3 separate regions of the Homo sapiens genome follow, and regions 1 and 2 are each linked to region 3. The links are chromatin loops, found by intact Hi-C in ENCODE. Cell type or tissue: PC-9. All regions are shown on one strand. Links, peaks and the distances in the headings refer to the core of each region. The heading gives the core; the rest is flanking DNA.

The links. Hi-C counts contacts between places; a loop is a spot of excess contacts. Peaks named below come from ENCODE experiments on the same cell type or tissue, not always from the same donor. Only the 100,000 strongest peaks of a DNase experiment are listed, where the experiment ranks them.
Region 1: it touches region 3 in a loop (4-fold over the local background); 6 of 110 quality-filtered maps call a loop at or near these places.
Region 2: a loop joins it to region 3, with 4 times the contacts of the local background. A loop is called at or near these places in 11 of 110 quality-filtered maps.

What each region holds. Positions count from the first base shown.
Region 1 is chr6:125,268,633-125,278,661 of GRCh38, forward strand. It overlaps HDDC2 (HD domain containing 2), which reads right to left. Exons shown (of 6, transcript NM_016063.3): 5 at 8,470-8,608; 6 at 6,718-7,611. The coding sequence ends at 7,514. LOC124901395 (a long non-coding RNA gene) reads left to right here. Exons shown (of 2, transcript XR_007059736.1): 2 at 1,884-7,288. Among named protein-coding and RNA genes, the nearest start is that of HDDC2, 28 kb to the right of the region's middle. In PC-9, for the core only: no CTCF peak of the experiment used is centred there; a DNase peak (open chromatin) is centred at 5,569; H3K27ac peaks cover 1,749 bases.
Region 2 is chr6:125,240,597-125,250,625 of GRCh38, forward strand. TPD52L1 (TPD52 like 1) reads left to right here. Exons shown (of 7, transcript NM_003287.4): 4 at 7,686-7,787. Among named protein-coding and RNA genes, the nearest start is that of HDDC2, 56 kb to the right of the region's middle. RefSeq lists a silencer at 94-294. In PC-9, for the core only: no CTCF peak of the experiment used is centred there; a DNase peak (open chromatin) is centred at 5,225; H3K4me3 peaks cover 1,011 bases; H3K27ac peaks cover 2,303 bases.
Region 3 is chr6:125,188,182-125,198,210 of GRCh38, forward strand. All of the region lies in intron 1 of TPD52L1 (TPD52 like 1), which reads left to right. It overlaps LOC100126584 (a long non-coding RNA gene), which reads right to left and starts at 9,636. Exons shown (of 4, transcript NR_149043.1): 1 at 9,601-9,636; 2 at 2,428-2,483. In PC-9, for the core only: CTCF peaks have their summits at 4,354 (motif pointing right) and 4,556; DNase peaks (open chromatin) are centred at 4,290 and 5,230; H3K27ac peaks cover 4,141 bases.

The DNA.
Region 1 (10,029 bases), core at 2,666-7,665, 81 kb after region 3:
TCTTCTTTGTTAACCGTGCAACGGTTTTGTCATTTGAGCTAATGGGGCACAAATGCCCCCCAATATCCCAGGAAGCCCACCCGAGTGGTAACACAACACAATTCATATATTTCCTATACCCCAACTGAGTTGCAGGAATTAGGCAAGTAGTGCCGCCAGTGTCCAGGGGAACCCCTGCCCAACTGCATGCTTCATTTGTGGGATGAGGGAGCAGACAGTATCCCTGTTCTGCCTCTGGGATGGAAAAGCTGGCCTCCATCATGACTCCCCTCCCTCCTTCAGTGGTTGCAAGTAAGCAGGTGGCTAGTGGCAGGGCAAGGTTACCACACCCTGATTGAGTGGCTTTGGGCAGCCATATGGACTGTGTGAAATGACATTGGTGAAATAACTGAAACTGTGAGTAAATGGCAGTCATATGCTGATTTGGTGCAAGTCATCTGGGCGATGGTTATATGGCAGGCTATGTTTGACCTGAATACCCGGGGGCCAGGTGATGAATGTTTACCTCTGCACCCCCGAGCACCTTTGGCTTCCTAGCTGCTGTCCTCACCCTGTAGGTAGGGCACCGCATACATGAAGTGACCACTGCTATAGCAGCTCTCGGGGAAGCAGAAGGCCATCGGTGGGACTGAGGGGTCCACACCATAAAGAAGAGGAAGGTGCCCTGCCCACAGGGGGCTCCCGCATGGGCAAAAAGGGGGCCCCAATGAGTGACACACTCACAGATGTGGGTAGATTTGATTTTGTCCAGGGTTGACTGAGAGAAAATCAATAAACTGCCCAATGAAGTATTCTTAACTTTGTGGAGACACTTGTCTCCAGAGAAGCAATTCTGGAAAATACCAAGGGGAAGAAGGACATTGCTGCGTGACCCATTCCCGCCCAGGTGCTCCAACTCAAGGACTACTTGCTGCAGCCAGGCTGAAATGTAGAGCCTTTTCTGTTTGATTAGGGAACTGGCCAATGTGCCCAGCTTGGGGGGACACCAGATGACCAGTGGCCACATGTAGAATTAGCAATTCACTGGTCCCCCACTAACGTACAGCGGGTGTCAGTGCTGGTAGATATTGGCACAGATTGTAGCCTTGTGTATGAGAATCAGATAAGTTTCTGGGCAAGGCTGTTACATTTATGTTTATGGAGGCTGGTTACTGAAAGTGAAACCTGTGTCTCTGTACCTCGGCATTGGCCACTTGGCTCCCTGTTTATATACTGTGTATGTCTCCCCCATACCTGAATACATCCTGGTGGTGGACATTTTACATGGCCTGGCGTTACAAACTACGGCCAGGGAATTCAGACTCCTAGTGCATCTGGTGAAGCTGGTGCTGCAAGGACATAGGCATCACAAGCCTCAGGTCCTGTCACAACCCCAACTGGTTACTTCCACCCATCAATACCATTTGCTGGGTGGGCATATGAAGATAACTGAGACAATTTAAAAGCTGGAGGAGGTGCAGATAGTGTGTGGCATCCACAGCTCCTACAATTCTCCAGTGTGGCCAGTTAGAAAGCTTGATGGAACTAGGCGGATGACGGTAAACTATCAGGAACTGAATAAAGTAACACCCGCTTTGAGTGCAGCTGTACCGTCAATCATGGATTTGATGGACTGCTTGACAATGGAACTGGGACAGTACCACTATGTGGTGGACTTGGTCAATGCATTTTTCTCCATCGACATTGCTCCAAGAGCCAGGAACAGTTTGCCTTCACGTGACAAGGGCAACAATGGACTTTTACAATGTGGCCGCAGCGCTATGTGCATAGCCCCACCATATGTCATGGTCTTGTTGTCATGGATTTAGCCACTTGGCAATGTGCAGAAGGGGTCCACCTATTCCATTATATTGATGATATGTTAACCTCTGATTCTCTTGTAGATTTAGATGTGGCGGTGCCTCTCTTGCAGCAACATTTGGCAGCATGCAGTTGGGCCATCAATGAATCCAAGGTCCAAGGGTCTGGATTATCTGCCAAATTATTGGAAGTTTCCTGTCTAGGTAAGATGATGGCCATACCAGAGGCTATTATTGACAAAATTCAGGCATAGCCCTGGCCCACCACGGTGAAGCAGCTACAAACTTTTGTGGGCTTCCTGGGATACTGGGGGGCATTTCTGCCCCATTTAGCTCAAATGACAAAACTGTTGCACGGTTAACAAAGAAGAGAGCTACCTGGAATTGGGATATGGCTGAGACCGCTTTCCTGGCAGCCAAGTGGGCTATTCAGCAGGCACAAGCCCTATGGGTAGTTGGCCAGGGGCACCTGTTTGAGCTGGATGTGCATGTGAGCACAGATGGTTTCAGTTGGGGCCTGTGGCAGCATACAGAGTGCCTGAGAACACTAGTAGGCTTTTGGTCTTAACTGTGGAAAGGAGCTGAGCTCCAACAGTCCTTGATAGAGAAACAGCTAGCAGCTGTATATGCAGCATTTCAGTCTTGTGAAAGTGTGACAGGATGGGCTACAGTCATCATGTGGATGGCTTACCCAATAGTGGGATGGATGTGTTCATGGATAATGCCCCCCTGGACTGGGATGGCACAGACATCTACTTTGGCAAAGTGGGGCACCTACTTGGAGCAGCAAAGTTTGCTGAGTACAAGACCCTTGGCAGCAGAATTGCAAGAGGTCTTGGGACCTATAGTCCTAATGCAAGAGAAGGCTATAGGGCCTGGGGCACCCCTAGACCCCAAGCCATCACCGTTTAAGGAAGGGTACCCCCCATTCCTGATGGGGCATGGTACACAGATGGGTCTAGCCAAGGATCTAATGCTGCCTGGACCGCTGTTGCAGTCCAACCTAGTACAGACACCATATGGTTTGAAACCAGGTGTGGGCAAAGTAGCCAATGGGCTGAACTTACAGCAGTATAGATGGTGATCACTAAGGAGCAGATATCTATGGTGATTTGTACCGATAGCTGGGCAGCCTACCGAGGCTTAACCTTGTGGTTAACTACTTGGAAAATACAAAATTGGCTAGTCAGCCACTGACCTATGTCATGGAGCCAAGTGATGTGGCAAGACCTCTGGGAAATGGATCATCAGAAAGATGTAATTATTTATCATGTGTCAGGCCATATGCCTTTGGCCACCTTTGGCAATGATGAGGCAGATGTCTTGGCCAAGGTCCAATGGTTAGTCGGCACCAACACAAGATGTGGCCTTCTGGCTACACCAGAAACTGGGACATGCCAGGGGCAAACTGATGTAACAGGGCAATAAGTGTTGGGGTCTGTCCCTGCCCATGCAAGGTATTTGGGAGGCTCGTCAGAAATGCCCAGTATGTGCTTGGTCATACCCTAAATGGAGGCAGCTGCCCACTTTTACACAAGTGACAACAGGGCGAGTGATCTTGACCAGGTGGTAAGTAGACTACATCGGTCCGCTGCCAAAATTGCAAGGGTATACACATGTGCTAACAGCTGTGGACATGGCCACAAGCCTGTTGTACATCTACCCTTGCAGGGTGGCCAACCAACAGCACATCCTCCGGGTCCTGCAACACTTATGTGCCCTGTATGGTTGCCCTCTGGCCATAGAGAGTGATAGAGCACCCATTTCACTGGACAACAGGTACAACAATGTGCACAACAAATGGACATAAAGTGGGGATTCCATGTGCCATACAACCCACAAGCTGTGGGTATGATTGAGCAATATAAAGGGCTCTTGAAGAATGGGTTACACTTGCATGTCACACCCGTCTTTGCAGTGCTGGAGTTCCAAGCTGGACCTGGTGGTTCAAACCTTGAATGAACAGCCATGGAAAGACCGCCCAGCCCTGGTGGAGGCTTTATTACACTGGGCCACCACCCCTATTCAGTTGCAGATACACACTAAGGATGACCTCCTCCGACCAGGTATGGGGACGAACGGTAACCTTTTGTTGCTTGCCCCAATGCCCCTGAAGGGAGGGGAACAGAAAACCTGGCTCTGGCCATGGACCCTCCAGGCTCCCCACTGCTGGTGGTTGGCCGTTGTAGCTCCCTGTGGGGAAGACCTACAGTATGACTTGCATGTCACTCCTTGGGCATTCAATACATGTCACCCTTGGTTGATTGTTCTTAGGGCAACAGCCAGGGAAGAAACGCTCCTCTGGGGGACATAAGTACTGTCTGTGTGGCCTATTATGAGCTTCCCCTTGACTTTGGCATAGATACCGGACCCATAGGAACCATGGGGAGCTGAGAAGGTGTGGTACCATCGCCCAGGGCAGAAGCTCTTGGCAGCTGCATTGTTATCCATGGATGAAAAGTTAGCCTGTATTTTGCCTGAGGGACGTCACTTACCTCTGTTAGTAGCTGTGCCTGCTCTGTCATTTTGGCCATAGGTTAACATGCTCCAACTGCATTGTAAACTGCGCCCACACCTGTGCTGAGGTGATCAATGTTTCCAACTTTCGGGTCTGCACTGCCCTTCCAGCAGCAGCTGCAGATGACTTGCCTTGGCATATACATTCAGTGTCTACAGAGAACTGGACATGGCTGGAGACTTGGGGTCCCGTGGTTGACATCTGGAATGCAACGCAGCAAGCTTTGGACAAAGGACGCTGCAAGATCCATGGTGCTCCCATCATGTGGCTGGCCCATAGCATTTATGATGGCTGGGGCTGGCTAGCGGGGGAACATGTAGTACCCCCAGCCCAGGTGTCGCAGAGCATAGAGCAACACTGGGGTAACACCACTGTGGGATAGGTACCCATCACAGCCTGTGTAAACATAACACATGTCACCATACTGAAGGTATGCTGGAACAAGCAGCCCCCAAGTTTGGGCCCCAAGGGACTTTGTGCCCCCTGGGAGTTTATGGGTCTGTGGGCACACAGGGTGGCCTTACCTACCAGTGAACTGGACGGAATGTTGGAACTGGGGGTGGCCACTGTTCTCTCCACATTGCCCAGACACTGCATAACTGGAAGGCGCTACACTCTCATTTTTTGTGAGTGCGACGAGCTCCCCAGTGGTTCTACCCCTTGACAGTGACTATCCCTGCGGCGGGTGTCACAACTGTAGAAGCACAAGTTACTGCTCTTGCAGAGCACACCACTCGGGCTCTGAATTACACCCAAGTGGCCCTCCTCCTGTTAATGGATGAGGCTGGTCAGATGAGAAAGGTGGTATTGCAAAACTGAATGGCCTTAGACATAGTAACCTGCTGCACAAGGAGGCACCTGTGCCCTTTTAGGAACACAATGTTGTACCTTTATCCCTGACAATTGGCAGAACATAACAGCAGCCCTGCAAGAGGTCTCATGGGAGATTAAGGTGGTGGAGAGCCTTACTGACAACCCCCTGCAGAGATGGTGGGCATCTCTGGGCTGTGGCCTACGCTGGGCCCTTACAGTCCTAAGTAGCATAGCTGGGATCCTGGTAATGAGCTGTTGCTCTCTGTAGTGTTGTGGGTTATGGATTCAGGGCTCCACCCTATGGGCACGTATCCCTACCTGAAAGACTCCTCTCAGCCTAGGGGATGGAGTGTAAGGGAAATGGCTGCATTTTAGTCAGGAGTAGGCTGAGGCAGCCTTCTGGCACAGCATGACTCAGTGGGTTTGGAACGCAGGCACACAACTCTACACATTATGTAACCATGCCACGTGAGGCACATTAGGTGACCATTCACATGAGCCTGTGCTTGGCTGGGATCCATTATTGTCTCTAAAAGGTTTAACTACCCTGCTGATGCTGTACATATGGCTCGCGCCTAGAGAGAGAATAACGCCATGTCAAAACTGCCTACGATTCCTCAAGTTTTTCCAGCTACCTGCCACCAGCCCACCAACTCCCTTTGGACCTCAGTTTGGGCTAGAATCTGACAAACAGTAACAAATAATTCTTTTTTCTTGAGTTCAAACCATGAATAATTATTTACTCTGCATTGTAATTATAGGGTTGTCATTCAGAAGACAAAGTCTAGGCAAATGGCAGGTATCTTCTAAGGACTAACATTTTTAAGTAATAATGCTCATTTATAGACATTGCTGGTAGGCTCAGGAGCTGTTATTTTGTTGATCTTCATTTTGTTATTTTCTTATCATCAAATGTTTTATTTATAACACTATTATATTTTTTTCTTTCTTTCTTTAAAAGATGTATTTCCTCAGGAAGGAAGGTTTAGGACTAACTGAAAACTCCCATTTCGTAGGTAGATGATGAACTGAGATAATGGTTAAGTGACTAGTTATAAAGTCTAACCCAGTAGAAGTTTCCAAAGTCTCTCTGTGAATTGTTTTGTTAGCTATTTATGAAAATTATGGTAGACAAAACATTGAAAATAAAACTGCAGGGCCACAGAACACCTTCTGGTTATAAATACTTGAACTTTATCTGGGGTTATTTTGTGTGTATGTTTTCATGCCAAGGGAAAAACTCCACAATCCTAATAGATGGAGTTGTTTTCCTACTAACCATATATCCAGTAATGGACTTTACCCTCTTTCTTCTTTTTGATACAGAGCAATTACACATACATATGTGTGTTGCTTCTGAAAAGATCATGCACCTTGCTTCCTGCAGATTGGGTATCCATGGATACCGCAAAGAGTTTCCAAAGAAACACTGCCTAGAATTTTCACCATGCCAGCCTCGAAGGCCTTCAAATGGAAAGTGACATTTGAATTAAAGGGACAAGCATCATTGCTCCACACCAAAACACTGGGCAGGTTTGCAGAAATCGTATTCTTTTTTGCACTATTCAATGTAAAGGCAGACAGGGTGGATTATTTATCCTATAAAAGGGAAAAGAGAGGAAGAAATCGGGTTGATATATTCCCTACCTGAGGCTCAATGACCCCAGTTCCTATTTATATTTCTCACCTGATGATACATGCTTTTACAATAAAGGTCTCAAGATTTATAAGTCAGACAGGGAAAAATATACAAAGGAATACAAGTTGCATTTTTATATGCCCCGGTTTATATCTCTAAATGACAAAAAGTATTGGGAAGAGGGGCAGAGCCTATTAGTAGGTTTACAAGCCTATGATTAGAAGTCTGAAGCAGTCTGCAGTGAAATTCAAAATCTGGCTCAAGAGAGTAAATCTGAATAAGGCAGCAATTTCATCTGGGGAGAGAATACATCACTAGTACATTTTCTTTTCTGGATTCTTATCACTAAATCAGCTGAAGAATCTGTTCTTAAAAGCAATCATAATGAAATTTTCTATTATTCAATGAACCTAGCCTTCGGGGATATCGGTAATTAAGTCAGAATAAGATGATTTTAAATCTCCAATAAATATTCTAATATTTTAGGTGTTTAATATTTATTTATTTAGTTCATAAACAGGCACTGCCACCTCCAGTGTTCATCCATGGCACTTTCATGACCGCTTCCTGTTCTGTGGCTTCTTTTAGTGCCCAAGTTGTATCACATTTCTTGCTGAAGTTCAGACAATTGAAAACAAACAGACTCACATCTAGGGAAATCAACAGACCAACAATGGCAAAACACAATACAATGAAATGGAAAAATAATGTTTGTTACAGGAGTGCAGCAATTTAGAGAGTGTCTCAGGAGTGTGGCTCACTGGCAGCTGCAGCTATGTTAGTGCTTCTTTCTGCCTCAAGTTCAGAAACAAGCTGGACTATCTCAGGGTGATTGAATTTTCCTGCAAAGCAAAAGAACAGGGAAAAATACATTCCCATATTGACAAGAGAGTATATTCATTTCCCCAGCTTGATCCCAGGGTTCACTGGGGGCTCTAGTCTACGATCTGACCCACACTTCATTCCAAAGCAGAAAGAGATTCCAGGTCCTGGGAAGGGGCTGAAGGGGACCACTTGGCATTTACGCTCTGTCACCCCAGGTGCAACTGAGAATAAGGATGAGACTCAGGCAAGGAATCATCAATTAGGCAGAGGTAGGGGAAACTTCACCAGGCTCCTCAGTGCCTCTACCAGGAACTATGGGAAAACTCAGGTGTGAGAGCCCAGAAAGCTGAAGACAATCTCTGCCCATTCCAAACCTGCAATTAAGTAAGGAGAATGAAGCACCTATATATGAAAAGACAAGGAGGAAGATCAGAGGGGCTAGGCTGGCTCATGATGTAAACAAGGATGCAGGTGTCTCTCTTGTAAACACCTCTACACTTCAATTGGCTGATCTGTGCTGTCATCCCTGCTCCTCAGACCTCCCCAGATTTCTGCTTTGGTAGCAACCAAGCTCTAAGCTATTGTATGTCCATGACGGCTAGCATGGGGGACTGTTCAACCCAACATCTCTTCTCTCACCGTCTTTTCTTGCCTGTGTCTGTTGTTGCTTACTGTTCATTCCACATTAAACTCTATTCCATTTATTTCCTATCCTCAGCCTCTTACCCGAATGTTTCCTTCCCTTTCTTTTTAGATGCTCCACATGAAAGGGTCAGATGAAGGTACCAACAGTGGGTTTCCCTAATATTAACATTAGTCACTACACTGAGTAAGCCAAACTAAAATGGACTCTTGTTGAAAATGGTGTTGAGTACCTGCTGTGGAATCATAGAAGTCTTGCAGTCTCCCAGGTTTGTGTTCAAGGTCTTCATATTCAGATGCTTGAAGAATCATTTCACATTGGTCTAGCTGCTTCACAAATTTGGCTTCTGCACTAGATTGGGTCTCGTACTCCTAAGTAAAGGGACAATTAAAGCAGCATGATTAGCGCTGCATAATAGGGTATCCTGGGAAAATTCTGACTCTGGTACCCGAAATCAGAGTGACAGCTACAAGTACATTCTGTATCGGCCCCATTTCTCTACTGTTTAGAAATCCATCAGAGACACTTCTGTAATTTCACAGCCTAACACCAGGACTCTATACAAGAAAGATGTGCTCTCCATTCTAAGTATTCTACCAGAAGCCATGGAAATCTTGTATGTTCATCTTAGGTACTTTCAAGATCTTTTCTTCCTGTTTAATACCGTGTCTTCATTTTAAGACCATTGTTCTTTAATCTACCTAAGTAGTTTAGATATTTTTAACATCAAGCTGATATTTCGTCTTATGCCTCTCAAACCTGTATTTCCCTCTCCATTTCATGTCAGGTTTCCTTGTCATTTCTAAGTGTATTTCTAGCTTTATCATTTACTTTTGGTTACCACTTTACCTGGGAATCTCTGTGCTTACTTTCCACATAGGGTAGATTTAATTAAGTCCCTCTGAGTTAAGACTATTGAGGATAGAGCCAAGATCTGAGGATTTTACATGCACCGGTATGTGCATGTGTTGCAGGTGGGAGGTGGTGAATGTGGTGGGGGGAGCAGTTTTTTTACCTTTCCCTTCCCACTGGTCCCTCCCTCTGCAGTGCAGACTTGGAACAAGAAGCTCCAGGAGTTCTGCTTCTTATAGAATGATGCATGCCACCCAACCACAAGTCCCAATTAATACTATATAGATTCATTCTCCTATTAAGAACAAAGTGCTCCCAACTGGTTTCCCTGCCAAGTTCTTGTTTGTAATTCTACCCCAGATGTGTTCAGATAACAAACCTGTCATGGTTTCTTGGCAGGGTGATGTGATATGAATCAATTAAAGGTTTCTTAGTTTTTATTACACGCTTATTCTTATAAAGGCAGCTACTTGGATTTGATAAAGCTGAGAACTGTATGGGGGAATCATTTAAATATGGAACCAAATACACTTTGCTTTATCTCAAAGGCACTTAAAAATAATTTCATTTTATTTGTTTATTCACATTCACAGTTATATATTTATGTTTAATAAATTCAAGTTCATGATTTCACAAAAGGAAATGGAATACTCCAAGCATAGCAGTCTAGAAATTTTTTTTTCTGTTGAAAGTGAGAAAAATATTTAAAGACCATTAGGAAATACAATACATCTTATTACAAGTTCTCATGAACTTACAGATTTCTTTTAAAAGAAATATAAATTATTGAAATTTTCCCTCAAAAATTAATGATATAGGCATTCTTCAATAAAAAGGCAAAGCACACAAAATAATACTACAGACAGAACTCTAGGGGTGAGAAGAATGCATGGCATTTGGAGAAATTATTGCAAGTAGCTTTTAATGTCAGGAAGAGTTA
Region 2 (10,029 bases), core at 2,608-7,607, 53 kb after region 3:
GGATTGAGTTCTTTATTTGATTCTCAGTTTGGTCACTGTTGGTGTACAGCAGTGCTACTGATTTGTGTACATTGATTTTGTATCCTGAAACTTTACTGAATTCATTCATCAGATCTAGTAGCTTTTTGGATGAGTTTTTAGGGTTTTCTAGGTATGCAGTCATATCATCAGTGAACAGCAACAGTTTGACTTCCTCTTTTCTAATTTAGATGGCTTTTATTTCTTTTTCTTGTCTGATTGCTCTGGCTAAGACTTCCTGTACTATATTGAATAGAAGTGGTGAAAGTGGGCATCCTTATCTTCTTCCAGTTCTTGAGGGAATGCTTTCAACTTTTCTCCCATTTAGTATGAAGCTGGCTGTGGGTTTGTCATAGATGGATTTTATTATCTTGAAATATGTCCCTTCTATGCTGATTATGCAGAGATCTTTAATCATAAAGGGATGCCATATTTTGTCAAATAACTTTTCTGTGTCTATTGAGATGATCATATGATTTTTGTTTTTAATTCTGTTTATGTAATGTATCACATTTATTGACTTGCATATGTTAAAGCATCCCTGAGTCCCTGGTATGAAATCCACTTGATCATGGTGGATTATATTTTTGATATGCTGTTGGATTCAGTTAGCTAGTATTTTGTTGAGGATTTTTGTGTCTATGTTCATCAGGGATATGTTTTCTTTTCTTGTTATGTCCTTTCCTGGTTTTGGCATTACATTTGGTGATACCAGCTTCATAGAATGATCTGGGAGGATTTCCTCTTTCTCTGTCTTTTGGAATAGTTCTGGTAGGATTGGTACCAATTCTTCTTTAAATGTCTGATAGAATTAGCTGTGAATGTATATGGCCCTGGACTTTTTTTTATTGTCAATTTTTTTATTACTGTTTCAATCTCGCTACATATTATTGGTCTGTTCAGAGTTTCTATTTCTTCCTGATTTCATCTAGGAGGGTTGTATTGATATATTTCCAGGAACTTATCCATCTCCTCTAGATTTTCTAGTTTGTGTGCATGAAGGTATTTGTAGTAGCCTTGAATGTTTGTATTTCTGTGGTATCAGTTGTGATATCTCCCATTTCATTTCTAATTGAGCTTCTTTGGATTCTCTCTCTTGTTTTCTTGGTTAATCTTGCTAATGGTCTATCAATTTTGTTTATCTTTTTGAAGAATCAGCTTTTTGTTTCATTTAACTTTTATATCTTTTTTTTGTCAGTTTCATTTAGTTCTACTCTGATCTTTGTTATTTTTTTTTTTCTTCTGCTGGGTTTGGGTTTGGTTTGCTTCTGTTTCTCTAGTTCCTTGAGATGTGACATTAGGTTGTCTATTTGGGGTCTTTCAGACTTTTTGATGTAGTCATTTAATGCTATGAAATTTCCTCTTAGCACTGCTTTTGTTGTATCCCAGAGGTTTTGATAAGTTGTCTCACTATTATCATTCAGTTCAAAGAATTTTTTAATTTCCATCTTGATTTCATTGTTGACCAAAGATTATTCAAGAGCAGATTGTTTAATATCTATATATTTGTATAGTTTTGAGGCTTCCTTTTGGAGTCAGGATACTTGATATGAATTTGGTTTTCTTAAATTTATTGAGACTTGTTTTGTGGCCTATCATATGGTCTATCTTAGAGAATGTTTCATGTGCTGATGAAAAGAGTGTATACTGCAATTGTTTGGTAGAATGTTCTGTAAATATATGTTAAGTCCATTAGTTCTAGTGTAGAGTTTAAGTCCATTGTTTCATTGTTGATTTTCCATCTTGATGACATGTCTAGTGCTGTCATTGTAGTATTAAAGTCCCCCACTATTATTGCATTGCCATCTATCTCATTTCTCAGGCCTGGTAGTAATTGTTTTATGAATTTTGGAGCTCCAGTATTCGGTGCATATGTATTTAGGATTGTGATATTTTCTTATTGGACTAATCCTTTCATCATTACATAATGTCCCTCTTGGTCTTTTTTAGTGTTGTTGCTTTAAAGTCTGTTTTGCTTGATATAAGAATAGCTACTCCTGCTCACTTTTAGTTTCCATTTGTGTGGAATATCTTTTTCCACCTCTTTACCTTAAGTTGATGTGATTCCTTTTGTGTTACGTGAGTCTCTTGAAGACAGCAGATACTTGGTTGGTGGTTTTTAATCCATTTTGCCATCATGCGTCTTTTAAGTGGAGCATTTAGGCCATTTACGTTCAAAGTTAGTATTGAGATGTGAGGTACTGTTCTATTCATTATGCTAGTTGTTGCCTAAATACTGTTTTGTTTTGTTTCATTTTGTTCTTGTTTTATAGGTCCTGTGAGATTTACGCTTTGATGAAGTTCTATTTTGGTGTATTTCAAGGTTTTGTTTCAAGATTTAGAACTCCCTTGAGCATTTCTTGTCAGGCTGGCTTGGTAGTGGCAATTTCTCTCAGCATTTGTTTGTCTGCAAAAGACTTTCTCTCTCTTTCATTTATGAAGCTTAGTTTTGCTGGATACAAAATTCTTGGCTAATTGTCTGCCAATTATTTTGTTTAAGGAGGCTAATGATGGGACCCTAATCCCTTCTGGCTTGTAAGATTTCTGCTGATAAACCAGCTGTTAATCTGATAGGTTTTCCTTAATAGGTTACCTGATGCTTTTTCCTCATTGCTCTTAAGATTCTTTTCTTTGTCTTGATTTTAGATAACCTGATGACTGTGTGCCTATGTGATGATCTTTTTGTGAATAATTTCACAGGAGTTCTTTGAGCTTCTTGTATTTCATTGTCTAGATCTCTGGCAAGGCCAGGGAAGTTTTCCCCAATTATTTCCTCAAATAAGTTTTCCAAACTAAAATTTTTCTTCTTCCTCAGAAACAGCAATTATTCTTAGGTTTGGCCATTTAACATAATCCCAAATTTCTTGGAGGAGGCTTTGTTCATTTTTTTTCTTTGTCTTTGTTGGATTGTGTTAATTTGAAAGCCTTGTCTTTGACCTCTGAAGTTTTTTTCTACTTGTTCTAGTCTATTGTTGAAACTTTCCACTGCATTTTTTATTTTCCTAAGCAAGTCTTTCATTTCCAGAAGTTATGATTGTTTTTTCCTTATGATATATATTTCTCTGGAAAATTTTTTATTGATGTCCTATATTTGTTTTAAGTTTCTTTAAGTTAGTTTTCAGCCAACTTACCTTTCTCTTGTATCTCCTTGAGTAGCACAATTCTGAATTCTTTATCTGGCAATTCAGAGATTTCGTCTTGGTTTGGATCCATTCCTAGGGAGTTAGTGTGACCTTTCATGGGTGTTATAGAACCCTGGTTTGTTTTATTACTAGAATTACTTTTCTGGTTTCTTCTCATTTGGGTAGACTATTTCTTAAAATTGTTCTTGAATTTATTTTTGCTTAAAATTTTTTTTAACTTAAATTTATTTATTCCCTCTTAAGGATTAGACTTTAATGTTTATTTTAGCCTAATTTAATTCTTGGTGCTTGTAGGGTTGAAGACTCAGTATGAGATCCTTAGTTACAGAAAGTTTTTTTGTGTGCTGGCTTTCCCTTATGCTGTTTGTAGTTGTTACATTCTTGGTGAGTGGGTGAGTTCACTGCCTCTTATGGAGTTGGAATGGCAGGTATCTCTTGAAGCTTATCTTGTTCTCTCATGGTGTACCCTTTATTTATTTATTTAACTTTTTTCCCACTGTTTTATTTACTGAGTTGACTTTAGGCCATTAGGAGAGGTATCCCTGGTTAGGCACTGGTTGTGGCTAAGGCAGGTGGGTAGATGTAATACCCAATGGTGGGCTGAGGTCCCAGCCTTGATGAAGTTGGCTGGAGGACCTCTCAATTAGATGTGCTGAGGTTTCATCAAGGTGAGGAGTGGGAGCTACCTCAGCTCTCCTGCCAGGTCAGCAGGAAAGCTACTCACCTCACAGCCTTATTCCTGTCCCAGTGTTCTGGCTATTCGGATAAGACAGGCACCTCTTTTCATCTATGGAAATGTTGATGTTCCAAGTAGGGAAGAATTGTGACTTTGCCTCTCATGCAGGCTTGAATCTGGAGTGTGTTCCTCCTGTGGGGCTGCACTCACCCTGGATTGTTCCAGAAAGGCTGTCTATAGGTGCCTCCATTCTTCTGGGGGAAGCCCAACTGTGTCTGCAGTAGAGTGCCAGGGGAAACAAGGACCCCTTCTTTAAGGTCCTACACAATCACAGGGGATGCCTGCCGTTTGGGGTAGAGGTACAGACTTTCCCTACTGTGCCCAGCACTGCAATTGTGTCTCTGCTATGAGAAACTTCCCACCACTGGAAAGATTTGGAACTCAAGGCCTGCTGTTCACATTCTTTTGTACCATAGGGTGATCCTTTGATGTAGTGCTCGCCCCCTTCCCTTAGAAATGGGACATCCTGAGAGCTGGACTGCAGTGATTGTTATTTCTCTTCTTAGTCTAACCACCCAGCAGGACTACCAGGCTCCAGGCTGGTGCTGGCAAATGTCTGCAAAAAGTCCTGTGATATGACCAGTCTTCAGGTCTCCCAGCTGTGGATACCAGTACTTGCTCTGGTGGAGGTGGCAGGGGAGTGAAGTAGACTCTATGAGAATCCTTGGGTTTAACGTGCCGGCTTTCTCAGATGCTGGTTATGCTAGCAGTGAAGTCGTCATGTGGACAGACTCAGGACCTCTGGTTAGCCAGGATGTTACAGGCAGCAGTATTAGCTGTTCTTTTCTTCTTCCTGGGATCAGGGTTATTCTGTCATGAGTTGCAGTAATGGCCTGAGTTGGTCTGCCTCCAGCCAGGAGGTGGTGTTTTCAAGAAGGCACCAGCTGCAGTAGTAACAGTGGGATTTAAGCTTGCACTAAATTGTCCAAGGGAGGTATTCTGGTTTCTCAGGCAATAGGTGGGTCCATAAAGCTCTCAAGAGTTTATGTCTTCTGTGTTCTGCTACCACGGCAGGTAGAGAAATACCATCAAGTGGGGGCAGGGATAGACTCTCCTTGGGCGGGTCAGACTCTCCTTGGGTAGGGCTTGCTGCAGCCACTGTGGGGGTTGGGGGGTGTGGTTCTCAGGCCAGTGAGGTTACCTTCCAAAGGGGATTATGGCTGCCTCTGCTGTGTCATATAGTTTATCAAGGAAGTGGGGGATACCTGGTAGCAAAAGGCCCCACCCAGCTCCCACGCAGTTGGCGAGGCCAGTCTCACTCCTGCAGTGCTCTGCTAATAGAGCCGAGTTTCCATCCAGGCAGCCTGTGCACAATGAACTCAGACCTGCCCCAGGCCATAGGCTTCCCTGCTGAGAAAGCAAGCACAGCTTTCAGGCCTCGCCCCTACCTGTCTGCCCACAGTGTTGGTAGCTCCTGCCCTCATATCTGCAGCAGTTTCCACTCACCCCCCAGATTCTGCTTAAGAAAGTTCACGCCCAGTGGCAATTATTATAAAATTCAGTTGGAAGCTTCTTTCACCCCATGACCCCTCCCTAATTCCACTGGCTGCCTTCCTGGAGGCGCTCTGTGAGATACAGTTATATACCTTCCCTGGGCTCAAGCTAGAGAAACTGGGAGTGCCTATAAGGCTTTTCCCATTGCTGCTACTATTGTATTTCACCCAGATCCCTGAATCCATTCCAGCTCTAATTTAGGTTAAATCCCTCTCCTGTGATCTGGATTTTCAGATTCCCTAGTGGAATTCAGAGGCAGGTGGTTCAGAGGCAGTGGGTTCAGAGGCAGGTTTTCTCTCCTCTCGCACTCTAGGAACTCAGTTTTTCACCCGTCTCTCAGAATTTGCAGTGGTGTGCCACTCCTTTCAAAGGATCTGTGAATTCTTTCGGTGTTCCTGGTAAGTTCCTATGGTGGTTCTTGGAACAAAAGTTCATGATGTGAGTCTCCACACACTATTCTGTCTGAGCAAGTGCAAGATGCACATTAGCCCTGTCTCCTATCTGCCATCTTCTGCCTGTCTCCTTGATAATAATATTTGATTTCATGTATAAACTGCCTGAAATTCCATGGTTTCATGTAGTCAAAAAATGTTTTTCCAAAATTAAAAGCTAAAATCATGTAGCAAAATGTAAAAATAAAATTTAATTTGAATGAGCTGACATTTTTTGGACCTTCAGAGAAAAAAAGAAATTAAGCAAACTTCCTAAAAGCTGTTCATTTCTTTCATCTTGTCTCATTTGCTGTTTGACCCAGTGCCATCTGGCATCCACATTCCTTGTTCTCCTCACACAGTCCTCTCCAGAGACACAAATTACCCCCTAGTCACCAGATTCTTCCTTGACCCTTATTCTGCTTGGTCTTTTCATTTTTGATAGGAAATGTCTGTTCAGTAAATGAACATTTGGTTTTATGATCTAGTTAATGTATGTTTTTATACTTCCTAAAAAAACATTGTGTTAATAAATAACATATAATGCTAACAATATTATAGACAGATTCCATTCTGCTCACAAAAAGAATACCACATTAATAAAGTTATTTCTGTCCTAGGGAAGACCAAGGCACATATTTGAAAATATTCACTAGAGCCTGAGATCATACTTAGGACTGGATGACTTGTGGGAGATGGAAGGGGTAGAGGAAAAAGGGCAGTTCCTACATAGCTGATTTCATAGGGTATAATGTTTTCTTACAGATACCATATGCATGCAAGTATAACAGGGTTTTGGGAGAACTTACCTGGGAGCAGCATAAATCAGAAGAAGACAGCATATGCATTTTAAGATTTGAGGGTTTTTTTTAATGTGTATAAAAATTTTGTTGATTTACTATTATTCCTCAAGTTATGTACCTTTTATTTCCCACTTTCATAACCAACTCAGAAATTTCTCATCCCTATAGGTAGCATCACTGTCCTTCCTGTCATGATGCTCACAGCCTCAGGACAACCTTTGGTCTTGCTCTTATTTATCACTTACCATCTCCTGTTGAATCTGTCCATTCTATCCCTGTAATCCATCATACCTCTTTCTTTTCCTAGTGCCACTACTCCCAGTTCAGAGTCACAAAAGGTTGTCCCTTTTGATATCACCCACTCGTTCATCTACTATTTATTGAGTTTCTTCTTTATCCCTTTGTCAGAGACCAGGGACACAAAGATGAATGGCTTCCTTGCCCTCAAGTAGTCAAGTCTAGTATGACATAGGCTTATCAACAAATATTCACAGTATATATTCCTAAAACTGTTTTGAAAAAAAGTCACTATATTATCTTCAGATAATGTGCTTTTATTATTCCCAGCTATAAATACTAGAAAAGTAAGCTAAATAACTAGCTGTGTTTTGCCTTTTTCTGGCTTATTTTACCCAAATTAACAGTGTAAGCTTAGATGTACCTTCAAAACCTAAACCTGCATTCTCTAATTTCTGTGTCATCCTTGATGCCTAGAGCTGTCATTGACAAGTGTCTGTTTTAGAACTAATACACTTCAAGAACAACATTCTGCTCACTGAGCAGTTCCATTATTTGTCATGAAAGAGCTGCACATTCAGATCTGTATTTGTATTTGTATCTGTATATACTTCCTAAATTCAGATTTAATGGTCTGACTTTCCTTCTGATGAACAGCAGCCAACCCATCATCCCCAGACAATGAATGGAAACAGTGGTTTTGTGGATCTTCTTCCTAAATCTGTTGAGGAAAGGACATTTTCAAAGTAAGGAGTGAGAAGGAAGATGAATTGTTTATGGGAGATCATGATATAAAAACCATGTTGTTCTGTTTTATTTCTAGCTACAAGAAAACACATGAAACCCTGAGTCACGCAGGGCAAAAGGCAACTGCAGCTTTCAGCAACGTTGGAACGGCCATCAGCAAGAAGTTCGGAGACATGAGGTACTGTGGGAAAATACCATGGGAACGGCGCTAAGCCCTTGGCTTTCCGATTGAAGGGAGCACTAGCTATTAGCTGCTCATCTCAACATATGTATTTTTTTATTTTAATGGATAAAAATGTTATATGGCTGATATGATTGATGACTAAGATAAATTTTCACACTGGGACATTTTCTGCCTGAAGGTCAGGCTTAGGTGGCCTGGTCCCAGAGTTGCTGTTTCTACTAGGACCCGACCTGGTAAAAATAGAAGATACAGGGTAGTGAGGCAGATTTGAAAAGAATGCAGCATGTGCAAATTCTTACTAGCTGTAATATAAATGATAAATTAAAACATGCATTTAGTGGAATGCACTCCCATAAACTATTCTAGATTGCATATTTGTATACATCCATCTAGTATATTTTTTCTGTGTTAAATAGGTACATATTTATCCTTTTATTCCATAAAGGTACCACACATATACACTTCTGGTAGTTTTCTTTCTTCATTTTCTAACTATTTTGTGAGTATGTTAAATATTTATTGCACCTTCATTTTTAATGAATTTATCTCCCAGTGCGTAGCTATAGCAATGCTTTTAGATAAGTAACCTTGCACATTTTCATTATTTTCAATATTTCACTGTTACATAAAATAAGGGTGACCATCAAGGTTGATTTTGACTTGAGAACCAAAAGTTCTCACTGGAGGCACCAGGAAAAAAAAAATGTAGTATTGCCCATAGTTTTTCATATTATATACAATATTATATACAATATATTATATACCATATTATATAGAGGTATTACTCTTAGTTTTTGCTTATTTAAATACCAGTCATAGTTTTATTTTGCATTTGGCTGATATGCCTTGGAGGATTTTTCTTTAGAAATCAGTTTCATTTTTCCCTCTATTCTTTAAAAACTTTTCGAGCACATTTTACATTTCTTCTTTAAAAAAAAAAAATCTCTGCGTATTTATTTTACTGGATTCTTAAACTGTTACTTTTTTATTAAAAAGAAAAAGCTTTGGGCTGGGCACAGTGGCTCATGCCTGTAATCCCGTCATTTTGGGAGACTGAGGCAGGTGGATCCCTTGAGGTCAGGAGTTAGAGACCAGCCTGACCAACATGGTGAGACCCTGTCTCCATTAAAAAATATATATATATACACAAAAATTAGCCAGGCATGGTTGTGTGTGCCTGTAGTCCCAGCTGCTGAGGAGGCTGAGGCAGGAGAATCACTTGAACCCAGGAGGCAGAGGTTGCAGTGAGCCCAGATCACGCCACTGCACTCCAGCCTAGGCAATAGAGTGAGACTCTGTCTCAAAAAAAAAAAAAAAAAAAGAAGGAAAAGCTTTGACACTGAGAGGCAAATATCTTCCTAACTTTACACTTATAGATACATCTTTATAAATTATATTATTAAATTTTATTTACTTCAAAAATTGCTGGACTGTCCACAATATTCATTCACTATTTTAACAACTAGGCATTCACAAGGACATGTGCATGAATCTGAGTACATTGTTTTATCTTCATTTTTACTAATGCCACAATAATAAAAAGTAATTGAAATTCTTCAGAAGCAGGTGTGATAAACAGGTAAACCTTCTGGATTATTAATTACCCCTAATTTTATTACAAATAAAATTTGTAATAATTTTAACGGCGTTATAACATTTATCTAAACTAATTAAATAATCCTTTAAAATAGGAAACCCTCTATAACCTGTTATACCCAAGAAAACATATTTTCCCATGTTTATAAAATTGATTCTCTTCATACTGTGTTGAAATCTTTCACTTGAACCCTGGGAACTCCAGCATGACACTGCTAACTAGAATAGTGCTTCTGCATCTTTAGGAGATCTTACAAACACCTCTGAAGCTTGTTTAGAATACATATTCTTAGGTTGCACCTCTCAGAGGTTGTGCTCAGTAAGTCTGAGGTGGAGTCTAGGAATCTGCATTTATAACAAGCTTCCAGATAATTTGGCTTCAGAGGGTCAGTTTATGAGGAAGACAGACATAGCTTAGCTCACCTGTATCTGGGGTTTTCACTAATAAAATGGAGATAAGAATAACAATGTCACTGGACTGTTATAAAAGTAGCAGAAGAAAGTCTGACATGTATTATGCACTCAAAAAATTGCAGTTTTTTATCTTTAAGTGACCAGCTCAGTTACAAGATGGCCCCACATGGTAGAAATTAGGGAGAGTACATTAACAGGAGCCCACTGTATTTCATAAAGGCCCTGC
Region 3 (10,029 bases), core at 2,315-7,314:
ACCAGTGACTCAAATGGAAACTTTACAGTGCTTCTCTCCTCTGTTAAGATATCCACGTCATCAGCTTGTTATCCAAGTGGAAAGGCACATTTTTATCCTTCAGTGGATCTGTCTTCTTCACCTAGTAAGAGCTGATTCTTCCTCCCACAGCTGTGTTCTTAGTGTAGCTAAAAGTGGGTGCACCCATCCTGTTTACTCCTACCCTTACCTTCTTGAAAAGAGGGAATAGATTGGTAGTATGTGAACATTTAGATACAATGTGAAACAATAAAATTAAATATCCTTCTTAGAAGTGGTTTTCAGACTTCTCAAAAACTGACACAGGGTAACAAATACATTTTATATCACATTGAGTTGTGTTGGTGTGTGCATGCCTGTGTGTGTGTGCATATAAAATAATGAACAAAATTTTATGAAATGTTACTTGTTCTTATTATATGCATTCCAAACAATTCCTACTCTCTTCTAGTCTACTTTATTTTATCTCATTTAAAAAATACTGATCACAGCACACTGAGTTGGCTTAGTAACCCACTAAATGGGGTAGTGACCTGCAGTTTGAAAACATACTGCATCAAAGGACTCCTATCAAAGTGGCATGCATGGCATTCCATGGTCAGAAGATTTTCACTGGACTGGAGAGACAGTTGCTCAGTGAGGTCAAATACAGACCTAGGCATGTTTTACTTTATTTCACATATGCCAATAAGGTCAGCTTATGTGAAAGACCTTCTGACAGCAGGTTCCTTAAGGTAGTTTTAAGTTTACCTTGGGCCAAAGCCTTGCAATACTTTTAGAGAATTAGCTTAAGCTAGAGGCAAATAAATTTTAACTGCTGTGGTAGATGCCTTAGCTAACGATTTTTCTCCTACAGTTGGGACTGTCATGAGAAGACTGGTCATCTTGGTATAAATAGAAGGCATCTCAGTTGATTTCAACTCTGCCCTAAGCTTTCTTGGATTCCTCTCCCATTTAGGCTTTAAAAGAATAAGCTAAAGTTGGAAAAAGAATTTCCATATGAAACTAAGCAACACTTAAGTATATTCTTTTATAATAATAACCCCAGTTGGGCATATTGACTACTTAATTCTTCATAATCAGTAGAGATCAGTTGTACACTATTCTAAATACAGGATTTGTGTGGGTCATAAGAACAGAGGTGACTTATGTACAGGCATTTAAAGTGGAAGTGTTTGAAAATCTGGCTCATACTTTGACTACAAAGTAAAATGATGTGTGTTATATCTAACTGGATTTGGGAGCAAAGAATTTCAAAAAGCCAGTGGAAACTGGACTCTGCCTGTGGCCTCTTTTACAATATACCTAATTTAAGATGTGTATAAGACACATTTTTAGATATTCACTAGGAAAACAAAGGCTTTTCTATCCTGTCATTTACTTAATTTTTTTAACCTAACTTATTTTTCTGAATGATTAACATTGATGCCTTTGATTGTGTGGGTGTTGTCAAAAGAGAGTTCATCACATGGGGAAAGGTTGGCAACCTCTCTCTGCTTGGTACTTTTCCATGAGCCTCCTTTCACTATTCTCATTGTTATTTCCTTTTCACTCTGAAGTAGTTCCAAATCTGATACTGAAGGAACTCGATTTTATTTTACATGAATATTTGAAGTAAATTGAGCCACTTGTGTTTTAAGGTTTGTTTAGTATGCACTACACAGAGAAGAATATAAAGTAAAAGCAATAGCAATAATAACTTAGGTTTGACAAAACACATAACAAAAAAGGGTACTTTGAGACACAGAAAGTCAAATTATAGGTAACCCTAAAACTCACCTTTCCACTTTCCTTTCTTTACTAGAATTCTCTACCAACATTGGGGTGTCGGTGGTGGTTAGGACAGAAGGAAGTATAGATATAGCTATCTGCTTCTAAGACATTTGCCATGTCTTTCTATGGCTGAAGACAACTTCAAAGTAACTAAAAGTGCCACTGGAAATAGTTTCTGTGAACTATATTGATCATAATTTGAAGAATTTCTACCAGCTGTGACTTTGTGAATGGCAGGAATTCTTAGTTTGTAGGACTGTCAAAATATGACCCCAATTTTGTGACCAGACCCAAATGAAGCCGACCGTTGTCCCTGGTGGTCCATTTTCTGTTAGGTTCTAGGTCATTTTTTTCTGAAAACAGTACTGAAGTTGGTAGCTTGTGGGAGTCACTGCAACAACCAAACTGATAACGGGAACCCATGAGACTCAGAGCCATGAAGACTGTCCCAGCACGCTTTACAGCAGCAGTCCCTAACCTTTTGGGTACCAGGGACTGGTTTCCTGGAAGACAGTTTTTCCACAGACGAAGGTTGGGGGATGGTTTTGGGATGACTCAAAAACATTACATTTACTGAGCACTTTATTTCTATTATTATTATATTGTAATATATAATGAAATAATTATGCCACTTACCCTAATGTAGTCAGTGGGAGTCCTGAGCTTGTTTTTCTGCATCTAGATGGTCTCATCTGAGGGTGATGGAAGACAGTGACACCATCAGGCATTAGATTTTCATAGGGAGTGAACAACCTAGATCCCTCAATGTGCAGTTTACAATAGGGTTCGCACTCCTTTGAGAATCAAATGCTGCCACTGATCCCACAGGTGGCAGAGCTCAGGCTGTAATGCAAGCAATGGGGAGCCACTGTAAATACAGATGAAGCCTTGCTGGCTTGCCTGCCACTCACCTCCTGCTGTGCGGCCTTGTTCCTAACCGCCTGTATGTAGCCCAGGGGTTGGGGACCCCTGCTTTAGAGTATGTTGTACTGAATATATCATTCTCTGTTGCTACATCAAGGTAACAATGGCACCATCTACTCTTGTTGTCTTGACTCTACATATTAACTATAGTGATTTGTATATCGTGTAACATTATGTGGAATCTTAATATGATTTTAAATTCACTTGTCCTCACAACTACAGTTAACATTTCTCTCTTACATGGAATCATTCCTTGCTGATCTTGGGTTTTCTTTTCTTGCTGTGGAGTTGCGTTGTTGTTTATTTTGTTCCAGCCACGCTTTCTTTATTCTCAGTAATACTCTTAGCCCAATTTCCTGCTGAATGATTTTGCAGAAGAACAAATTGTCCTTTGGCATTTGCACCTGTATGTCGCTCATTGTCCACTTGCTTGATGTGTTTCTGTGAAAGGGGGCAGCTTTTCCTTTTCTAAATGAAGAAGGGAGAGTCCAAACGTTTTTTTCCAGCTCCCATCAAAATATGGACTTAATTCCTTTTCTTTGATTTTGAAAGGAAATGGTGAAGGGATAATGATGTGTTTAAAATTGGGTGAATTGTGTTCTTTCTTCTAACTGAAACAGTGCAGAGGAACCTACCCATTGTGAAATGTTACTTGTGCAGCATTGTAGATGTGCAAGAACGGCAGTGTTTTCTACTTGGCTGGCTATCCTGGCATATAGTTCATCAAAATAGAGAAACAGGGTGCAGACATTCTGAGTGTAAGACCAAATGAACTCTAAGCATGTTTACCTCCCTATCATCTGAGGAGAGAGAGAGCTGGGAGTGAAGGAAGAAGTGAACAACTGTGGAATGTCTCCCTATCCTCAGTGGCCTTCAGATACCTCTGTTTTTTCTCCCCCTCCCTTCTGTTCATTGGGCACTGACATACCTTGTCATTACAAGCTATTATTATTTTTTAACAAGGTAAGTTCAAGAAGAAATGAAAAAGAGCCAGTATTCATACTGTGTAATAGCATATGGACTTTGCTATTCTAAAGCAGAATCTAAGTAGAATCAAAAGATTTGAACAAAATTATGAATGAAGGACCCTGACATATCTACTAAATAGTCACCAGCTTTCACGATAGCTTCTGTAGCATGCCAGGGGGGAAGAAAGCCACGTTCTTTCCTCACTGTTCCCTTAGGGCCTTTGTTGTAGGAGAATAGTGGGAGGGGCTGAGGTTGGCTTTGACTACAAGTGGAAATTTTTGTTTTCCTGATGAGCCTGGCACTCAGGACACTAGACATTTAACTGTAGGTTTATGATTGTCACCCACTCTGCTTTTAATGCCAAGAGTTTCAGAACCCGGCTGACCTGAGCAGAATAAAGTTCTTTGGGTTCAATCTGCAGCAATCAGAATTTTGAGAACAACAACAAAAAAAATCTTTTTTTTTTTTTTATCTGGTGTTGCCTCAGCAGGATCCCCGAATGTACTTGCTGGTAGCTTAGAGCATAGTCTATGCAGGGGAGGAGAAACAGAGTTGCAGCTGTGATGTGACTCATTCATACTATGTTCTTTTAATGGAGAAAAACCTGCAGTGACATCATCTGGCCACCAGGGGTTGTGCTGTTGCCAGAGAGCCCTTGATTTTATCTGCCCGCAAGTCCTGAGGCAGGAAGTAGCACCTTAACAGAGAGCCCCATCTTCATTCCTAAGAAAACCAGCATCAGTTTTTTGTTCCCTTTGTTGACTTTCCAACTAGGGCTGAGCCCGCTTTTCTGAATTAATAAGAACCAAGAAAGAAAAGGGAACATTAGTCGTGGTTCCAAATACCAACCAAGCACTTTGCTGCATACGGTCGGCTTTGGTGGCGGGCCTGAGTCTGCACCCAGATGGACCCATATGGACTCACCTGTCTCACATCTGCACCTGACTTGCACATATACCTTGTTGATAAAGCCCAGTGACAGCTGGATCTATCACAAATGTCCCACCTGATTTCTTGGAAGCTTTGATTAGCATCCATGTCCTCCATGGCAAACATTTAATTATAAGGGCTGGTTGTTGATAATAATCATTGCTAACATCTATTTATTATCCTTATGTGTTAAGCATTGTGCCCAACAGCTTATACAATTTAGTCTCATTTAATCCTCCAAGTAGCTATTTGAGATAGTTACTATTATCTTTCTTTTGCAGATGAGGAAAGTGAAGCATAGAGAAGCTAACTGTGATGACTGGGATCACTCTGCTGATAATTGTGTTGCTAGGACTAGATTCAGGCCCCTCTAACTCTGAAAGCCAACCACTTAAATGATACTTGATTTTCAAGTTGGGGGGATGGAGGCTGTGGCTAAGACCTGTCCCTGGTGGGGTATAGCAGAAGGACTTCGGGGCTTTTTTGTTCAAACTGCTTATGTTTATGTTCTCCTTTCCTTTCCCTCATCCTTTCCTTCTCCCTCTTCTGATATGCTTTCTGGGTAGGGTGGGGTGAGGTGTGTCCGTTGCTGTCACACTGAGTCACTGTTCCTCATGGGTGTGCCATAGCCTTCAGGAGTATTGGGATGGGAAAATAGCTGAGAACCAGTAGACTCAAGAATGGTTGCAAAAGTCCCAAGCAGCTTTTCTGTGAATTATTGCCTTTGGTGCTCTCTCTGTGATGGCAGAACTTCACAGGCCACCACACTGCTGTGGGTGCTGAGGAAGGGCAGAAAATAGCCATATATATGGAAAACATATGCCTGTTACAAATATGAAAATATATACATGAAAAGATACCTATGCAACACACATACAGATGAAAAATATATGCATATATTTTAAAAATATATGAAAAACAAATATATTAATTCATGTGTGTATATATGTCCTCCTCTCCCAATTCCAGCATCAGTGTTGGTAAGAGTGCAAGCTGTTATACATTCATTATGCAACTGGTTTTCACTGAGCAACTGCTAGGAGCCTTGCAGAGTGAGCTGGGGCTTTGGTGGTCATGAAGCCCTGGCCCGGGGCTTCAAGGAGCTCACAACCCAGTGGGTTTTTGCTTTTCTTGAGGCTAACACTGATGGTTCAATTTATAGATCAAGTCTCTTCAATCATAATGATTCAGATAAATAGAGAATTTTGTGGAAAAGTCTTCTGAATAGTTTTTTTTTTTTTTTTTTTTCTAAAAAAACAAAAGGCTGATAAAAGGACAAGGCCCCATGCTTTTTAGTTTCTAATAGTAGTGGACTGGAACTACTTGTGGATTTTGAGTTTTTGTTTTTGTTTTACTTAATTATAGGATTAGTTTTAGGTGTGACTTTTTCCATTTCCTTTGGAAGCGTCTAGTTTGCAATAAATTAGAAATGCCAGCTGACAGCAGGCTAAGATCCAGAAGAACCATTAACTCACCATTAACTCTACAGTCTCAGCATTACTGAGCTTTCTGTTTAAAGGTTAAGGCCGTTTATAACTCAACAACCCCTCAGGTCATTCATGAAATACATCGCAGCACCAAGAAAGTAGTGTTTTCTTCCTTAAACACATCTCTTATCCCATCATTCTTCTGCTCAAAAATCTGTGCTTCTCTACTGCTTCCAGACTCCTTACCATGGAATTCAACGTCCTCTATGATCTGGACCAAATGTCCTTTTTGGCGTATTTCATACTATCCTTAGGTTCCCCTGGAACCCTGACCCCAGGCAATCAAGCAGCTCTTGGTTCTTTCAATGTACCTGATACTTTGCCAATGATCTTCCATATAAGATGCCCTCTCTACCTCTGTCTAAATCTTATTTTAATATATGTGCTGCCGAAACGAGAATGAAATCTTCCTACTTTGTAAGACCAAACTCAGACAATATTACCTCTATGAAGATCTTTGGTGTCAGCTATTGGAATTAAATATTCCTTATTTGTGTTAATAGCACGTAGTTTAAACCTTGGTTAAAGCATTTAATGTTTTCTTTTCTTATTTATAGTTAGTTGGTGTCAACCTAAAATAATCAAAAGGGTCAGAATCTGACTTAGAGAGAGTTTATTCAAGGGCAAAGTTTGAGGATAGCCCACCTATAAACACCAGCTCCAAAGGAATGGAGTCAGTGTTCTGAAGTAGGGAAGTTAAAGTTTCATTTATATATAGTCAGAGACCAGGGAGTTTTTAGCAGGATTACAACATTTTTCTGACAAAGTTGGCACACAATTGCAGCAATTTGATTGGTTGTATAGGCTGTGTTTCTTTTTGGGAAGGATACATATAACATTTGTTACAGAGGGTATAGTGGTTATGGGTTTTCTGTCAACTGGCCTAAGCAAAGCAGGACAAGAAAGGGGAAGTTAATCTGTAACAAGGGTCATTAAGATGGCAGCAGGTTTTTGTCCCTGTTGTTGTTTGAGTCTCTCTAGTCACTGTACAGAACAAGAACAATAAGAAACAAGTTGTTCTATAATCTGAGAAACAGAAGTCACAACCCTGTGTGGCTCAGATCACAATCACATCTCTCTCAAGGCTTAAAGTGTCTTCAGGGTTCCAACAGGTTTTAAATCATATTTATTTTCACACTGGGTACATTGTGGACCGCTAAGTCCTTTGAGAGTAAGAAGCATGTCTTCTGCATTTTGTGTCACCCATCCATGAGAGAAAGGTTTTATATAAAATGAGTAAATTTTTGAGTGGTATAAGATTAAGTAAATTTTAGATCTATGGAAAAGGCACTTACGTGAAATTCTCTGATGATACTGAACAAATTGCATTGTTGTCTTGGTCCAGTCAACAGGCATCTTTTTGATCCTTTGAGGTACCAAGCAGGTTTTACCCTTAGGGCATCTGACCTAGCTGTTACCTCTCCCTGGAAATCTCTTTTATTCTGGAATGTCACATAGCAACTCCTTCTTAAGGCCAAGTGCACTGACCCATCTTAGAGAGGCTTTCTGCAACTTCTCAGACCATTGTTGGTTTTGCATGGTGACAAAGCCTGTCTCCAGTCACTCCATCACAGTGCCCTGTTCGCGCTATCACAGCCAGGCCAGTTGTTGCCCACTTGCTCATCATATGCATCTCTTAAGCTTCAGGAGAGCAGAGGCCCTGTCTGCTCTGATAATCATTGTATCTCCAGGACCTAGAATAGTGCTGAGCTCACAGTAATGCCCCTTACATCATACTATATTATTTAAAATCAGTGGGTTTTGACATTGGCTGCCCATCAGTGTCACCAGTGGGGATTAACAAAACACAGATGTGCAAGGTTAACCTCAAAGATTCTAATTCAGTAGGACTTGAGTGATGCCCTTAAATTTGGCTCTAAATGTATTAATCATCAAAGACTCAGGAAAACAAGGAAAGATAAGCTTTCTGTAGCTTCCAAAGTTGTAGCTGTTTTTAAAATTGTTTATATTTTCTTTTAAACTCTCATCCCATATCCTTAAGCCTTGTGACTGCCACAGAGAGAAAATAAGATCAAGCATGAGCTTACATTAGCCACAGAAACACCTGGGGCAGTTCCAAAGTTTTAATTACTGCTTCATTAATGTAAAAGCTTAACTATAGTTGTAATGTATAAACAACTTTTGGCATGTGCCCTGCAAATGCAAAAAAGTCTAAATAATTATTGTCGTGGCTCCTGTCTCAACGCAAGACCAATGATCGCCAAATTATTTTTAAGACATGGACTACATTAAAAAGTTATTGAATTATGTTTTCTGTTAGCTTATATAAAGCACATGACATTTAATAACTTGCAAAGAAATGCTTATTTTATCTGTAATATATACTTTGGTGTTTATCAGATTCTGTTCAAACTGTGTAGCAAATTTCCTTGAAAATAGAACTTTCTTTTTTCCTCACATCCCTGTATTTGATATCAGACTATTCTTAGACTCTCCACCTCACTCATCACCATGGTGTCTACGGACTTATAAGTATGACATGCTGTCACCCTTATTTATACATGAGGTATGGAGGTGAGCGTGAATAAGAATCTTGCTCAGAGCCAATTAGTTGCAGATCCAGCATTGGAATTCCTCTCCCATAGTATCAAAAGTGTAGTCATATTCCTAGATCATTAGGCAGGAAGAAAAAGAAAATAAAAGAAAAACTACTCAGAGACATCTGGCCGGATCTGTGCCTTTCATCAGAATAATCATGTCCTGAATCTCCCACTGGGGTTGTCAGAAAAGATTTTTCCCAAGCTTTTCTATACCACGGAGAGCTACATTTAATTTATAACCTGAAAGTATCCCCTAAAACAGACTCATAATCATGCTTGCTGAAATTTTAGCCCAGCCTTCTTGCTTGCTGAGAAAAGAGCTGGCTGTCCTTTCTCTTTGAATAAGCCTCCTTGTATGAACAGTCTCTAGAGATGTCCCTTTTCCAGATGAAAATCTGTTTTATGTGTTATCATGTTGACCTTCCAATCCCTTGAATGATTTTACGTTTTCATCTTGGTAGGTCTGTTCTCTCTATAATCTAATTTAATAGTTCTAATCTGCACATATCCACCACATATCTAGTTCAATATCAAGCAGGTATCCAGTGAGTTCACAAACTCAGAAGGGCAAGAAATATAACTTTTCTTATTTTTCGGCAACTCATTTTCACTTCTATTTTGAGTTCTTTTTCTACCAGGAGAATTTTAGGGAAATGTTTGCCCCCAGATCAAGAGACACTCTCCTCTTTCTGCTTGCTAGGCCCAAAAGAACAGACTCTTTTGAAAAGTGCAGAGTTTAGAACTCTAAGAGGAAGAACAGTCAGAAGGATTTTTTTTTAAGCAAAGTCTATTTTTCACCCAAGGTGGAATATAATATAAAGTACTAATCAGTTATACAAACATGTTATTTATAAAATAACAGCCCACTAAGCGTCAGAGGTGAGGGGTTGCCCCATCCAATTTTCAGAGTCTAAAAGAGGCATCTGGGTGTCCATTACCTGAAACAGCACAGGCGCTAGTGTCTCCAGAGAAAAGGAAATGGAAGAGGGAGGCAGGGGATGTTACAACAGGGTGTGATTAATAGCAGCTCACTGCTGGAGTTCACTCAGGAAAGGCTGGGTAAATGCTGCAGCTCAAGGTCAGTGTGAGGCAGGCCAAGGGATCGGTTAGCCCTGGAACTTCTGAGTGAGTCCTTGGCTCCAGTTAAATAAGAAGCAGCCAAGATCTGGGAAGGTCAACACAGTCAAAGCCCTACCAGGAACTAGGATTATACCCTGGGCTTCAAGCCAAGACCAGGGCACTCTGGCTGATCTGAGTGTGATCTTGAACTCTGCTTTGCCCTCTGAGAGAAGGAGCCGAAGCTCTGTCTACCTTCAGGGACAGAGGTCTGGAGTTAGTTTCCTGATTACAGCAGGAACAACCCAAGA